Regions from separate parts of the Homo sapiens genome. Here region 1 is linked to region 2. A link is an interaction called in ENCODE POLR2A ChIA-PET data of the cell type or tissue named here. Cell type or tissue: GM12878. All regions are shown on one strand.

Region 1 (8,000 bases), 190 kb after region 2:
TTCAGCTTCTGCAGAGCCTTCAGAAACACCTGCCTCTCCTGGAGGGATCCTGAAGTTGGGGAGAGCACAGCACCAGCTGTGAGCCAGGCTGACCGGGGTAGACTGAGGCTGAGCGCCATCCCCCACCCAATATCTCCACCAACAACTTCAGGCCTTCACTCCCAGTAACAAGCACTCCCTCCACTCCTCATGTGCTTTCCCAGGCAGGCTCTGCTGGCCACTTCACACCCTTCCTCCTGTATCAACCACAAGCAAGGTGTATTACCATTAGCATTCTTCTTCTTCTTCTTCTTCCATACACAGATAAAGAAAAGGAGGCTAATGGAAGTCATGTCACCTGCCCAAGTCACACAACTAGTAAGGAGCAGATCCCAGGTGGGAAGCAAACCTGCCCAACTCTAAAACCCGTGCCTGTGACCGCTCAACTCTATCCTGATCTCCTCAAGGGAAAGATGAAGGCCCACAAATGCAGAGAAATAAACCTCATAAAGACAGCAGGGCATGGTGTGATGTCCTGTTCCAGAGCCAGATTATTGGTCAGGCATAGACTAATTCCTGGAAACTAAGGGAAAGGAGAAGCACAGTAAATAAGTAAATACATATGAGAGGAGGTCTAGGCGTGCAGAGTTCCCAGGGTGGCCCCAGCTTCCCTGCTCTATCCTGGGGGTCCCTGTGGGCCGCATGTGCAGGAATACTTGCCCACGCCTCATAATTCCAGAAGCTGCTTTTGTTGAGTACTTACTATCCCCAGGGACCAGCTCTACCCCTTCAATGCATTTGCCACAACTTCCTGAGGCAGAGGCCACTTTTATCCCCTTGCTCTGGGGTTCATTCTAAGGCCAGTTCCAGACAAAAGAGAATCTGGAGACATTTGCTTCAGTAAGAGTGGGCCCACAGGCTGAGGGCAGTGGCTCACACCTGTAATCCCACCACTTTGGGAGGCCAAGGAGGGTGGATTACTTGAGGTCTGGAGTTCGAGACCAGCCTGACCAACATGGTGAAACCCTGTTTCTACTAAAAATACAAAAAATTTAGCCAGGCATGGTGGCAGGCACCTATAATCCCAGCTACTTGGGAGGCTGAGACAGGAGAATTGCTTGAACCCAGGAAGCAGAGGTTGCAGTGAGCGGAGATCATGCTGTTGCCCTCCAGCCTAGGTGACAGAGCAAGACTCTGTCTCAAAAAAAAAAAAAAAAAAAAGAGTGGGCCCAGGAAGATGGGAATCTGATTTAGCGCATCTGCGGTCTGTGCGACCCCAGACCCTGTCAGGCTGGGTGGGAGAAGACTGAATACTGCTGGCCTGAGGAGCACCTAAGCAGGACACTCAGGTCCACTCGGGTATGGCTCCAATCCCCCTGAGTCCACAGGGGACCCCGTGGGCCTCTCTAGCAAATGCCATCAAAGCCCTGCCCATATTCCCTTGGCACTTGCCATTTCAGTGTCCACAGGCCCTACTTTTCAAATTGCAGCCCCTGCAACTCTGTCTGAGGTTTTCTCTGCTACCAGAGCAGACTCAGCTCATGCATGGGGCAGGCCAGAAGTGCTAAAGAATTTACATCCCCCAGGAACAGCCCTCAACTCATGACCAACAGGAGTTGATGGATAAACACCCTAGCCCCTGTGACTCTCTGGTGTGATAAATCAGCAGTATTGTTCTACACTTCACACCGAATCAGTGATAGGGTTGCCAGATTTAGCAAACAAAAATACAAGGCAATTTAATTTGAATTTCAAATAAACAACAAATAATTTGGGACAGCCTTTTTTTTTTTTGTTTAGAAATGAGGTCTCACTCTATTGCCTAGGCTGGAGTGCAGTGTTGCCATCATAGTTCACTGCAGCCTCAAATTCTGAGGCTAAAGTGATCCTCCCGTCTCAGCCTCCCAAAGTGTTGGGATTGCAGGTGTGAGCTTACAGCTCCTGGCCTGGGACAAATTTATGCTAAAGCATTATTTGTCCTTTATTTTCTCTGACAACCCCACTTCCAGAGCTCCCAGCCAGCTGTCACTGTGCTAACAGGCTTGAAAATGTACTCTTACATCCACTTCCTTCCCTTCCCTGTCTCCCTCACTCTGCTCCAGGATTTCCAGGATAGCCTAAAAAATAAACCACCTGTATTTGAATGCTTGCCTCAGGATCCATTTCTGGGGCAGCCCAGCCAAGATGAGGCCGGAGGCCCCAGGGAGTGGGTGGTGATGGCACTGCTGGGCTGTGTTCAACACTTGCCCCCTACTGCAAATCCCCTTCCCAGGTGGGGAATTCTGGAGCCTCCCTGCGTCTGTCCCCGAGGCCCACGTAGACGAACCACAGACACCCACTCACCAGCACTCCCAGCAACTGCTCAGCCCTCCCCACCGCCCTTCAGCCACCCTGCCTTGCACCTGCTCAGATCCTCCCCAGCCAGATCCCAGCTCTGGCCCTCACCCTGCCTCTGGCCCTCATGGACTGGATATTTTTGCCTGGCTCCCTGGTAATTGAACCTAGTGGCTGGCGCTTCTCAATGTCCAGGCATTCATCTATAGCTGACTAACACAGCCTCCCCTGTGACCCTGCTGCCAGGGCTGTCACCTCAGAGTCAGCCTCTGGCCGTGCCGTTCCCACAGGGAGGAGTGGTGGGAGTGAACATCTGGGCTCACTTCAGCCTGTCCTCCAAAGACTCAGTGAAACACAGTGAATTAAATAATACCCTAAATAAAATAAATGAATGGCAGAGTGTTTACTAAATTCCCTGCCATCTTCAGTGGGAGGCTGATTTTAGGGGGAAGCAGGGGTGAAGTATTCATATTCTGTTTGGGCTCCACGGTCCATGTCAGCGCCTTGTGGCGGGAGCTCGCTGGCCTGCAGGATGTGGGGTGGGGGTGTCATGAAGAAGTGAGGCTGTGAGGCCACCCCAACTGGGGCCTCAAAACTGAACAGCTGAGGAGACAGTGGGGCTGGGTCCTGCCTCGCAGATGCTCTCTGGCTCCCTGGGGTAGGGGAAGGTTCCTGCAGGGCTGGGGCTCTGAGTAGGGCTGGCTTGCTTACTTACCTTCTTCATACTTGTAGTTCTCTGTGATGTCATCCCGCTCGTCACTCTGGATGCTCTTTGTGCTGATAAAATTGCCAACAGAACTCGTGTCCTGGTGAAGCTTCTGCTCCTTCCCTCCCTGGACGAGCCAGGACATGCAGTCAGCATTCACCATCGAAAACACAAAGGGCGTGTCATAGTTCAGGTCCACTTCTCCTTCTTTGATGGCTCTGACAGAGGCAGGGCCACAGCAGTAGACGCCTGAAGGAGAACAGGGGAGCCTCGGTGGGCTGTTTGTTGCAGGGCTGGGCAGGGGTGGGGTGCTTTCCACGGGAGCGGGGCCTGCCTTTCTTCTGGAGAGCCTCACCGTTGCTCATCTCCTGAGGTGTGGCGTCCAGCACCTGCCAGCCTCCATATGCAGGGGGCAGATCCTTCCGGGCCATCCAGCACTCATTCCAGACATGGAAGTTCCTGTGTCAAACAGAGCCAAGGGAGACGTTGTACTGCTTGGTCTTTCTAGAACAAGGCAAGGGAGGGATGAGCAAATGAACTGTTGGATAGAAAGACAGACTTAGCACACACAGGGCTTAAAACCTCTGTGGATAGCCAGGCACGATGGCTCATGCCAGTAATCTTAGTACTTTGGGAGTCTGAGGTGAGAGGATTGCTTGAGCTCAGGAGTTCAAGATTAACCTGGGCAAAAAAGGAAGATCTCGTCTCAAAAAAAAAAAAAAATTAACTAGGCATCATGGCACATGCCTATAGTCCCACCTACTTGGGAGGCTGAGGTGGAGGATCACTTGAGCCTGGGAGATCAAGGCTTGACCTTGATCATACCACTGTGCTCCAGCCTGGGCAGCAAAGCCAGACCTTGTCTCAAAAAAGTAATTAATTAGTGACAGGTCTTCCTCTTGTGGACCTCTCTTTGCCTCCCAGAAAAGAGTCTCCCTCTGCGGACTCAGCTTGTGAACAGAAAGTGAAGGCTTCCAGAGTCCACTGAAGTTAAAAATCCTTCACTGTCTCATGAAACAGTCTTTGTGGCCCCTTTGTGTGCGTTGATGACTCACAGAGGCACTCGTGGTCTTTGTATTCGGAGGTAAGGCCGTCCTGTGGTCAGAACTGTTGGGACTCAGGAAACAATACTCCAAAATGAAGGTCTCAGAAGCAGAAGTGTTTTTTTGGACCTTTTCCTGTCTTCCTGTCTCTCAGTCTCATTTACCCCCATGGCTAGGCATAGAAATTAAAATCTCGCCTCCCCAAGGTGGGAAGGTCATGGAAACCAGAACCCCTTTTCCCCAAAGGCAGTCTTAAAACCTAAAAATATTACCCTAGCTTTCCTTCTGCCTTTTTGTATAAAAACTGGCCATAAAAAATTTATCTGACCTACCTTGTTTGACTGTAGGTCAAAAAACCCTCATTCTAGAGAGGGTTCTGCCCCATATTGGGAAGGAAGGAACTCATGCTCAGAGAGGCCAAGCAGAATGTAGACAAACAGGGCTGGGTTTCCCCACTCAGTCTATTACCATTAGGTCATACCATTTGTCCAAGCAGATTTCTACATGGCTGTCCATACTCTGTTAGACTAAGCATAAAAATGGACAATTTCCCCTGTATCTTTGGGTCTTCATTCTGAAGGCTCCTGTATATACGTTAATTAATGTGTATGCCTTTTCTCCTATTGATCTGATTTTGTGAGTTGATTTTTTTTTTTTAAACAAACCTTCAAAGGGCAGTGGGGAAATTTTCTCCAGGCCCCATAGAGCCAGGAGGTTCTGTGATGGAGGTGACAAAGATGAAAACCTCAACCCAGGGCAGAACACTCTTATGATATGAGACTTCTAAACCCCAAATGGGCTTTGTTCAGATGTCTCCCAGCTGAAGATTGGCAAGAGGTGTGGGGACAGCCTTGGTGGGGGGTGGGTGGGGGAGGGTGAGGGGGTGTGGAGGAGGTGAAGGGGAGGGACCAGGCTCATGGACCTCGTTCTGCCCTTCCTCCTGCCATGGGGCTTGGCTCTGATGTGTGGCCCTAGAAATAGGTTGAGAGGTTGTTTCTCACCAGATAGTATCCTTCTTCTTATTCCCCAAAATCCTGCCTGTGTTGTCATAATACTCATCTATGATCAGGTTTCCATCTGTATCGTGGCCAGAGTCGAAGTTGGTGATCACACGGGTAGGGATCCCCAGACACCTCATCACTGCAAAAAGGGCACAAAAAAATCACCTGTGAGCTGTAGATTCCGGACCCGTATATTCCTGGACTTTGGGGCCTGGACCTGGGGAAATCTTCCATTTGCCATCTGCAGGAACATGCTGGAGCTGTCTGGAACACTGGAATAGTGATATTTCCAACTTCCTTCCCCACTTCTGGAGCTCATGGGAGAGATTCTAGGCAAAGGTGGGGATGCTGACTGCTCAGACAAGCACTGCCTGAGCCAGTAAAGTCTAGCAAGCTGTGAGCTCTGCTTACGCCAGGAGGGTGGGACTGGCAAGCCTTTCCTTTGGCAAAACTCAGAGGCCTGACTCAACTGCATTTCTCTTCTGGCCCTAAATCTCCATCTTCAAGCCAAAGCTGGAATTCCATTCCTTTCTGTAGTTAGGATTATTGCTTCAGACCATCAGATTCTCAAGCAAAATATTCTGTGGCTTTGATTCCCCCTTTTCCTGGGTATATGATCTTGGAAGCCTCTCTAGAAAAGCATCATAGATTAAGCCAAGAGGAAAGAAAACCATGTAACAAGAGCTTAGAAAAGTGAGAGTTTCTACCTGGTAGAGAAATTCTTGAAAGAAGGTAGAGTGTTGTCTTTATTCCTGGGGGCCATGCATTCTGTTTGCCAGCCAACTTCCTTTCTTTATCCTCTGCTGTATTTCCATTCTGTGCTTTTTATTTTTTTTGAAGTCAAAAAAATCGCACTCCAGCCTCCTCCTCCTCCCGGGTTCAAGCAATTCTCCTGCCTCAGCCCCCTGAGTAGCTGGGATTACAGGCACACAACACCACACCCGGCTAATTTTTTTTTTTGTATTTTTAGTAGAGACGGGGTTTTACCATGTTGGCCAGGCTGGTCTCGAACTCCTGACCTCAAGTGATCCGCCTGCCTTGGCCTCCCAAAGTGCTGGGATTACAGGCGTGAGCCACCGCGCCCGGCCTCTGTGCTCTTTTAAGTACAGGAAAATCTGACCATGAAATGCTCTGGGGATTCCTGTCCCTTCATGTCCAGCAATGACAGTCCACTCAATCTAATAATGACAATAATAGTATCTACCAGCTGGGCATAGTGCTAAATGCTTCACACATAGTATCCTTAAACAACTCTATCTGATGGCTACTATTATTATCTCCATTTTGAAGACAAAGAATCAGAGGCTAAGAAAGTTTGCTACCTTGACCAAGGTCACACAGCTAGTAAGAGGCAGAGCTACCACTAAAATCCTGGTTTCACTGCTAAGCTTGCAATCAATACTGAGTCCAGCTTTTGGTAGTATGCATACAGTTCAGCATCTTAGTGTTTTTACCTAATTTTACATCCTAAGCATTTTCCTATTTTATCGAATATTTGCCGAAAGCAAGATTTTAGTGGTGATTATTTTGAAACATTTAGTTGGTTTTCAATTTTCCCCCTGTTGTAAATACTGTGATAAATACCTTTGTAGATCAATATCCCCCCTCCCCTGGGACATATTCTAAGGGGTAAAGTGACTGAGTCAAAAATATGGTTATTTCTAAGGGTTCTTCACACACACTACTGTCATTTCTTAAAAGTTTATAATTTTTAGTTTAAACATTTAATTGTGTACAGATTTTAGCTCACCCTCTTCTTATTCTGCACTTTGACACAGAGCCTCTCCAGGCCAGGGTGGGGACAGGCCTCTGGATGCGACCAGAAAAGGGAGGGGAGAAGCCCAAAGGGAGCCTTGAGCTCGCGTGGCAGGTTTGAACAGGGCTGAAGAACTAGGGCAGGTGGTGGGTAGAGCTGACAAGTGGGTTGTAGGTGGAGGTGACACAGGACAGCTGCAGAGGTGAGGCTGAAGTTTGAAAAGCTGTCACTGAAGGACCCTGAGACAGCAGTGAGGCAAGAGAGCAGCATTGCAGGGGCGCATTTATGCTAAAAGTACAGTCAGGAGGGTGGATGACACTCACAGTGACAAGAAAACGTGCCAAAGAAGAGGGCAGGGAGGGAGAGCAGGGAGCAAGCCTCCCCCTGCCCTTCACCCAGATGGATGAGTTCATGAGTGGCCACCTGAAGTGTCAATAGTGGTGTCAACTCCTGCTAAACATGACTCGATGGGCACTTTCCCACCCTAACACAGGTAACTGGTCCTGAAGCACTTTGAAGTTCTCCATTAACCAGAGTATGAGGCTTGTAATGAATTGTTTATGAGTCTGTCTTCCTGAGGGCAGGGATTGTGTGTTATTCATCTTTATCATTACTCAACCATTAACAATACAGGGCAAGGCCCATTTTGCATCTTGCTGCATCTTTGCTGGATGGATGGATGAGTGGTGTCTTGTGAATCTTTTGCCTGTTCTGGTGATTTCTGAGTTCAACTCACCACTATCCTGATGGTTGTGGGATATGCTTTGGGTACCAAGCTCAACTGTCCGTAGAGCATAAGCTTTGAGTGGTGATGGATTTGCACTGATCCAGTCTCACCCTTTGCTCATCATGGCTTGTGAGAGGACTTGGATGGGGAGCAGATTGTCACAGTAGAACAGAATGAAGTTACAGAGGGGCAAGAATGGTTTCTTACATAGGGGGTGAAGCCAAGGCATCAGCTTCAAGGCACTCAGATCTGTTCACCAGAAGTCATGCACATACATGTTTCCAGGGGCCTTGCTCCAGAGCTCTGTCCTTCTGGTTCTGTCCTCCCACAAAGAGCTCATCCCGACTATGGCTTTCTCTCCCACTTCTGTGCCCAGGACTCTTGAATTTGAATCTTGAGCCTGTCTAGAGACCTTGCTGTCACTGAACACATCCCTTACTGAACTTATTGTCTT
Region 2 (8,000 bases):
AAATATTCTTCAATTGCATCTGTATAGCAATGGCAGCCTCCCAATCAGGATCCACTTCAATGTGTTGCCCAACCTGTCTTCGGATTTCTTCCATTCCCTGCAATTACAAGTTGGTCAACATACACCTATCTGAGCCCTCTCTCTTTGCTCTGCTCTTGGCAAAATATAAAACTGTCAGGATTCATAACATTTTAACATGGTTGTTACACTGGGTCAGAATGCATGGGTTCAATTCCCAGCTCTCAGGTATGTGCTCAGGGTTAGAACATTAACCGCAAAGCCCAGCTCTGTCTGGTATTTCTAGCTGTGTGACCCTGGGCAAATTATTTCTAAGCTTGGTTACTAAATGGATCCTTTGAGATTTTTTCCTAAATGCAGTTCTTGTCAATTGATAAGGGCATAAAGTCAGACTCTAAAGAAGTATTAGAAGCTAACAAGTGAAGATACTAAATGTAGATGAATTAAGAGTATTTAGGAGATGTCAAGATGAAAACAAGCACCTTAACCTCATCACCCAACAACTGTACATGCTTTCCATAAGGGTGAGGGAGCCAAAAAAATATGTGTTGTGCTTGCTGCACATGCAAGTAACCCTTACATGTAAAAGGAGAATATTAATAGTAACTACTTAATAAGATTGCTATAAGGCTCAAAAGAGATCATGCATGAAAAGTGCTTACTACACATTTATCACATGGTAAGTATTCAGCAAACATTAACAGAAGTAGCAACAGTAGGCCGGGCATGGCAGCTCACACCTGTAATCCCAGCACCTTGGGAGGTCAAGAGATTGAGACCATCCTGGCCAACATGGTGAAACCCCACCTCTACTAAAAATACAAAAATTAGCTGGGTGTGGTGGTGCATGCCTGTAATCCCAGCTACTTGGGAGACTGAGGCAGGAGAATCGCTTGAACCTGGGAGGCGGAGGTTGCAGTGAGCCGAGATTGCACCATTGCACTCCAGCCTGGCAACAGAGCGAGACTCTGTCTTCGAAAAAAAAAAAAAAGTAGCAATAGTAAACTAAGGTATATAAAAGGATCTATCAAAACAGGATGAGTGAGTCAATGTTTAAATCTTGTTTCTACTTTGCTAGATAAATTCTTTCTTGTATTAAAACCAAAATCTGCTTTAAAAAGACTGCGGTTCAATTTTTAAAAATAAATTTCTTTTACTGATGTACAGAAAAATGATCATACCTGCATACAGGTAAGAATCTTCAAAAAAGATCGAAAACCTTCAAGGAACTGCATTCTTAATCTTTCTGTCCATATTGTGGGTTTGCTGATCAGGATATACCTATCGTTTCAAGAAAGAAAGAAATATTTCATTTATCTATTTTGAGATAATTTTAAGGTTCTCAGGGTTATAGACAATGTTGATTTATAAAAATTATGGATTCTAATTTCTCACAATAATTAGAAGCTCTGAGTAGAGCTAGAATTATTTATTCTGCCTTATTTTAAATACAACCAGTAAAACATGAATGCTCTAGAAGAGGCAGATATCAAGCTAAACCTGACTTCACACACTACATTCTCAGAGGTTAGTCTGATTAAGTGAACCTAGAACTGACCAAGCCTGTCACAGCTAACTCTGGACAACCACAGTACAGATTCCCTAGAACTGTTCACACCCATCAGCCAAAGGGCCAGCTGAAATTGTTTCAGCCTCAGGAGATTTGGAACAGATTTTCTACCTCCAGTTTTTCATAACCCAGAACTTGGAAGAAGGATGTAAGCACCTGTCATCTTGACTTGCACATCAGGATGTACTAGTTTCAAGAGATAAACAAACTCATTTTAGCCTATAATTTGTATGATTAATATTTCTTTTGGCTGTAAAGACAATGACTGGTTTCATATACAATGGGAACAATGTTTATCATGAAATGAGTTATCAGGAAGTAATTATTAACAAGTATAAAATACTATTTTGCACTTGACCAATGAGAATAAATTCCTGTTATATTGCAGGTGTTGGGAACATAAACATGGACACACCTGTCCTGAAGTTCATAGTATAGTGGGAAAAACAGATACACACAGTAGACAGAAATTCAATGTTAAACACTAAAATAATGTATAAAAGAGGTAATGTATGGCTCACGCCTGTAATCCCAGCACTTTAGGAGGCCGAGGCAGGTGGATCACGAGGTCAGGAGATTGAGACCATCCTGGCTAACACAGTGAAACCCCGTCTCTACTAAAAATACAAAAAATTAGCTGGGCGTGGTGGCGGGTGCCTGTAGTCCCAGCTACTCGGGAGGCTGAAGCAGGAGAATGGCGTGAACCCAGGAGGCAGAGCTTGCAGTGAGCCGAGATCGCAACACTGCACTCCAGCCTGGGTGACAGCATGACACACAAAAAAAGAAGTAATGTAGGTACATAAAGACAAAGCAACAAAGAAAATACATTTTTTTTGAACTGCAAAGATAGGATTGTGGTTTAATTTTTCTCACTCTTTAGATACCCATTAACATGCAAATGTACATTAAAAATACAATCATCAAAGAAACTTATAAAGATTTAATTCAAATATACTAATTACCATCTAAATCTTTCTTTTAAAGTAAAAGATAAAAAAGATTAAAGTTTAAAATCTGCCACATTGAACAAACGGCATTCATGTTTTGTTGCTTTCTAGAGCACTACTACTCAAAGTGTGGTCCACTAACCAGCAGCACCAGCCTCACCTGAGTGCTCTTTAAAGAGGCAACATGTTGGGCTCTAATTAGACCTGCTGAATAAGAAGCTTCCCTGCCCCCGTTTTTTTTTTAAACTTGGCCTTACTCTGTTGCCCAGGTTGGAGTGCAGTGGTGCAATCATAGCTCACCACAATTTCAAACTCTCAGGCTCGAGTAATCCTCCTGCCTCAGCCTCCTCAGTAGCTAAGACTACAGGCGCGTGCCACCAAACCTGGCTAATTTTATTTTTTGTAGAGACAAAGTCTCACTATGTTGCCCAGGCTGGTTGCAACCTCCTGGCCTCAAGCAATCCTCCTGCCTCAGCCTTCCAAAGCACATGAGCCAACGCAATCAGCCCCAGAATCTGAACTTAAGGAAGCTCCCCAGATGATTTGCTTCTGCACAGCAAAGGAAACTATCAACAGAGTGAAGAGACAACCAACAGAATGGGAGAAAATTTTTGCAAACTATGCATCTGACAAAGTCCTAATAGCCAGCATCTATAAGGAAAATAAATAAATTTACAAAAAAGAAAAAATGAATAAGTGAGGCCGGGTGCAGTGGCTCACGCCTGTAATCCCAGCACTTTAAGAGGCCGAGGTGGGCAGATTGCCTGAGCTCAGGAGTTCAAGACCACCCTGGGCAACACGGTGAAACCCCGTCTCCACTAAAATATCTCCACTAAATTACAATAAATTAGCCAGGCATGACAGCATGTGCCTGTAGTCCCAGCTATTCGGGAGGCTGAGGCAGGAGAATCACTTGAACCCAGGAGACTGAGGTTGCAGTGAGCCAAGATAGTGCTACTGCATTCCAGCCTGGGCAACAGAGCGAGACTCCGTCTTAAAAAAAAAAAAAAAAAAGCGGGGCAGGGGAGCAAAGGATAAGAACAGAACAGACACTTTTCAAAAGAAGACATACATGCTGCCAACAATTACATGAAATAAAGCTCAACATCACTGATCATTGGAGAAATGCAAATCAAAACCACAATGAGATACCATCTCACACTAGTCACAATGGCTACTATTAAAAAGTAAAAAGTCACAGACGCTGGGGAGGTTGCAGGGAAAAATGAATGCTCATACACTGTTGGTAGGAGCATAAATTAATTCAAGCATTATGGAAGACAGTGTGACAATTCCTTGAAGACCTAAAAACAGAAATGTCATTCAACCCGGCAATTTCATTACCGGGTATTCACCCAAAGGAATATAAATTGTTCTATTATAAAGACACATGCACACATACATTCACTGCAGCATTCACAATAGCAAAGGCATGGAATCAACTTAAATGCCCATCAGTGATAGACTGGATAAAGAAAATTTGGTACATATACACCATGGAATACTATACAGCCAGAAAAAGAATGAGATCACATCTTTTCTGGGAACATGGATGGAGCTAGAGGCCATTATCCTTAGCAAACTAACGCAGAAACAGAAAACCAAATACTGCATGTTCTCACTTACAAGTGGGAACTAAATGATGAGAACACATGGACACATAGAGGGGAACAACACACACTGGGGTCTATCAGAGGATTGAGGTTGGGAGGAGGGAGAGGATCAGGAAATATAGCTAATGGGTACTAGGCTTAATACTTGGGTGACAAAATAATCTTAACAACAAACCCCCATGACACAAGTTTACCTATGTAACAAGCCTGCACATGTACCCCTGAACTCAAAATAAAAGTTAAATAAAAATTAAAAAAAGCAGCTCCCCAGATGATTTGCATTCACATTAAAATCTGAGAAGCACTGATCTAGAAGAGAATTTACATTTTTGGTTTCTAACAATCTCACATAGCTAATGAGCAACCTCTATAGATGACTTACCAAGTAAAGAAGATGTAAGGGATTGGAACAAACAAAAGGGTAAGGAAGGGAAGGAAAAGAAGTCTGTAGATAAAAATAGGTGGCAAAAGCAATGGGAAAAGAGGGAGAAAAGTGTGGACAGGGTGAGACAGTAAGGGAGTGATTTGGTTTGAGAGTGTGCTATACTTTCTGGAAATGGAACAAAGGAATAGGTTAGAGTAATAAAAGAATAATATTGTTCCTCAATAGCACCAAGGTTCAACTGCATCTCTTTTCTAAGTTGCATTTCCACAATAAATTAGCAACTGAGAAACAAAGTACCCCATGAGATACCTCCCAAAAAGCAAGTGACAAAACTAAATAGACATAAATTTTTTAGAATAAGAGAGGTAGCAATCCCTCCCTTCTGTGTTTTCCTAGGCAGATCTCAGTTGGAGTACTGTGTTCATTTCTTGGCACATAAATGGTATACATGCACCTGGAACAGGTTCAGTAGAGAAGGACAATGATTTAGAAGGAATTTTAACCAACATGAAATGGGACTAGTTAAAGAAATAAATGCAACTCAATGCAGAAAAGACCTGGCAGGTATGACTGCTGCCTTTAAATACTTCTTCAAGTTAAATGAGAATTGAAGTTGTTCTGAATGGACAAAGAGAGAACTAGAACCAGAAAATAAAAGCTACAAAAAAAGACAAGAGTTCAATATACAATAGGAAACTTTCTAATAGTTGGAAGAAGCTATCCAAAGTTGGAATGTGCTGCTTTGAGAGAATGAAAATTTCCTAAGGCAGGCTGAACAGAGTACCTACTAGTACCAACAAACTTATTTCATGCTGAGGTACAGTCAGATAAACACAAAGCTAAACTATGAAGACCTACAAATTCTGACAGAATTTAGACTTTATCTGGGAAAGAAAATACATTAAGTGTGGTTATTGCTAACTAATTTAAAAACAAGGTTTCAGGGGAAATTAGTAAATAAACATGTAGGGAAAGAGTAAGATGTGACTACAGAATTTCTACAATGAGAGACTGAGAAAGCAATTAACACGAATTATTTGCTAAATAAAGAGTTTTTGTGATTGGTGTGTTAGGCCAGGTTTCAGAGTAGATTTTGTGTTGTTGTTTATGTATCCTGTGAGGCTACATGACATAGTGAAAGGAACATGAGTTTTACAGATAAACGGTGTTTATAATCAAATCTCAGTTCTGCCACTTACTAGGTTTGTGACTTGAGGCAAATATTTACAATCTACAAAGTAAGATTATATCAAGTACCTTCTAAGAATAGTGCAAGAATATAATCAGGTAAGATAAGCAAAGCTCCTTGGCACATAGCAGTTACTAATAAATCTCACAGGATTCTCATGAGAGTGAATTACACAGTACCTGCAGAACAGGTGTTAATTTTCCCTTCCCCTGGTCACTGGAGATATCTATATTTAGGTTGGGATAGAGGGGAGGAATTGTAAGCATCAGAAGATTTAAAGTTGCCTTCCAAACTAGACACCTTAAAGTTCTACTATAAGGGTAGGTATTTAGGGATGTGCTGGCTCTAAATTATTCACCGTAGAGATTAGCTATAGTCAGAGACTCATAAAATATGATAAAACAAGTGATTATGCACCACTTAACTGGATATAAAAATAACTCAGTTATAATACTTCACAGTAATGATAGCCATGGTAGAGAGATTTTTTTCTATATTCACTGACCTAACAATAACTTTAAGTACTGCCATTAGGAGTTTTTGTTTTGTACAACATGTAAGTTTTGCATAATTTGGCTGAGAAACAAATTTCAATTACAATGGCTATATATTGATTCACTACTGAATTTACCTACCATCTCCACTTATACTGAAGATAAAATATAATAATTTACTGAACTTTATTTTATTTTTTTAGAGATAGGATCCCGCTCTGTTGCCCAGGCTGGAGTGCAGTGGCATGATCACAGTTTACTGTAACCTCAAACCCCTGGGCTCAAGTGATCCTCTCGCCTCTGCATCCTGAGTAGCTAGGAATAGAGGCTTGCACTGCTGTACCTGGCTAATTTTTATTTTTATTTTTGTAGAAACAAGGTCTCGCTATGTTGTCCAGGCTGGTCTGATACAGACGCAATTTTTTTTTTTTTTTTTTGAGATGCAGTCTCACTCCGTTGCCAGGCTGGAGTGCAGTGGCGCAATCTTTGCTCACTACAACCTCCACCTCCTGCGTTCAAGCGATTCTTCTGCCTCAGCCTCATGGCAATTTTTAAAAAATGGAGTATTTTCAGTCTGCGGTTGGTTGAACCCACAGATGTGGAACCCACAAATACGGAGGATCAACTGTATAGCAAAAAGGAGTTAAAAAAATGTTAACAGCCAGCCGCAGTAGCTCATGACTGTAATCCCAACACTATGGGAGGCCAAAGCAGAAGGACTGCTTGACCCCAGGAGTCCAAGTCAGCCTGGGCAACAAAAAGTGAGACTCCGTCTCTACAAAACAATAAAAAATTTGCCAGGCATGGTGGCACGTGCCTGTGGTCCCAGCTACATGGGAGGCTGAGGCAGGAGGATCACTGGAGCCCAGGAGGTTGAGGCTTCAGTGAGCCATGTTTGCATCACTGCACTCCAGCTTGGGCAACACAGCGAGACCCTGTCTCAAAAAAAAAAAGAAAGAAATTTATGTCAATAGATTGTCTGAAACTATGCACAAAGAGACTATATAGGAAGGACAGAACCAAAGTGTGTGAGTGGAAGTGAATGAAAAGTATGGTAATTACAATGGCAATGCATTTGGTGACCCCAGGAGATCCCAAGTTCCTGTAATGGGCCTCTCCTCAATACCTTCTTTACTAACCAGGTTTTACAACTCAATAAGAAGCCTTCACTGAAGACATTTATTAACGCGAGGCAGTAACAGTTCTTTGTACTTGCCATCATTATAAAGAGAATTCTGGATAACCAAAATGATCACAGGATTACTTATAAGACACAGCAAATAAGCACACTGAGTTTAACAGGTGCCCTCACCTTTTGACTTGAACAACTTACTTTAGGTCACATATTACTGCATATACTCTTCCCAATTTGTCCTGGCTATAACCCTGGAAGTTGAATTTATTGTTCCTGTCCAAGTACTCAGGTAAAACTTCTAGCAGAGTTTCAGTAATGACAGAGATAACATTCTGCTCTTCAATAAGATGTCGAGCCTGCGGAATATTTCAAGAATATTTTCTTTAGCATTAACTCATTGTGGTATGGACTTAATTTATTCATTCATTTGGTTAGTCAGTATGTCATTTTTAATAAATGTTTGTTATTGAATGTTAAACACAGTCCTTAGTTTCACTGAATAGCAACTACTAAGAAGTTATTTTCTAAAAGAAAAAATTCCCTACTCCTCAGTAACTAGACAACACCTATCTGGATACTCCAAGCCCATTAGACAGGTTATCTAGATAAATGTTTATCATCAGTAATGTGGTGGCTCATGCCTGTAATC

Evidence for each region. ChIA-PET counts read pairs that join two places held together with the same protein. Peaks named below come from ENCODE experiments on the same cell type or tissue, not always from the same donor. Only the 100,000 strongest peaks of a DNase experiment are listed, where the experiment ranks them.
Region 1: POLR2A ChIA-PET joins it to region 2 with 10 read pairs; 3 of 35 experiments call an interaction of 5 or more read pairs at or near these places.

The regions. Positions count from the first base shown.
Region 1 is chr15:43,235,789-43,243,788 of GRCh38, forward strand. It overlaps TGM5 (transglutaminase 5), which reads right to left. Exons shown (of 13, transcript NM_201631.4): 7 at 5,064-5,202; 8 at 3,375-3,478; 9 at 3,029-3,268; 10 at 1-49. Among named protein-coding and RNA genes, the nearest start is that of EPB42, 19 kb to the left of the region's middle. In GM12878, no CTCF peak of the experiment used is centred here; a DNase peak (open chromatin) is centred at 4,076; H3K27ac peaks cover 1,008 bases.
Region 2 is chr15:43,047,193-43,055,192 of GRCh38, forward strand. UBR1 (ubiquitin protein ligase E3 component n-recognin 1) reads right to left here. Exons shown (of 47, transcript NM_174916.3): 12 at 7,550-7,707; 13 at 1,200-1,299; 14 at 1-97. Among named protein-coding and RNA genes, the nearest start is that of UBR1, 55 kb to the right of the region's middle. In GM12878, no CTCF peak of the experiment used is centred here; no DNase peak of the experiment used is centred here.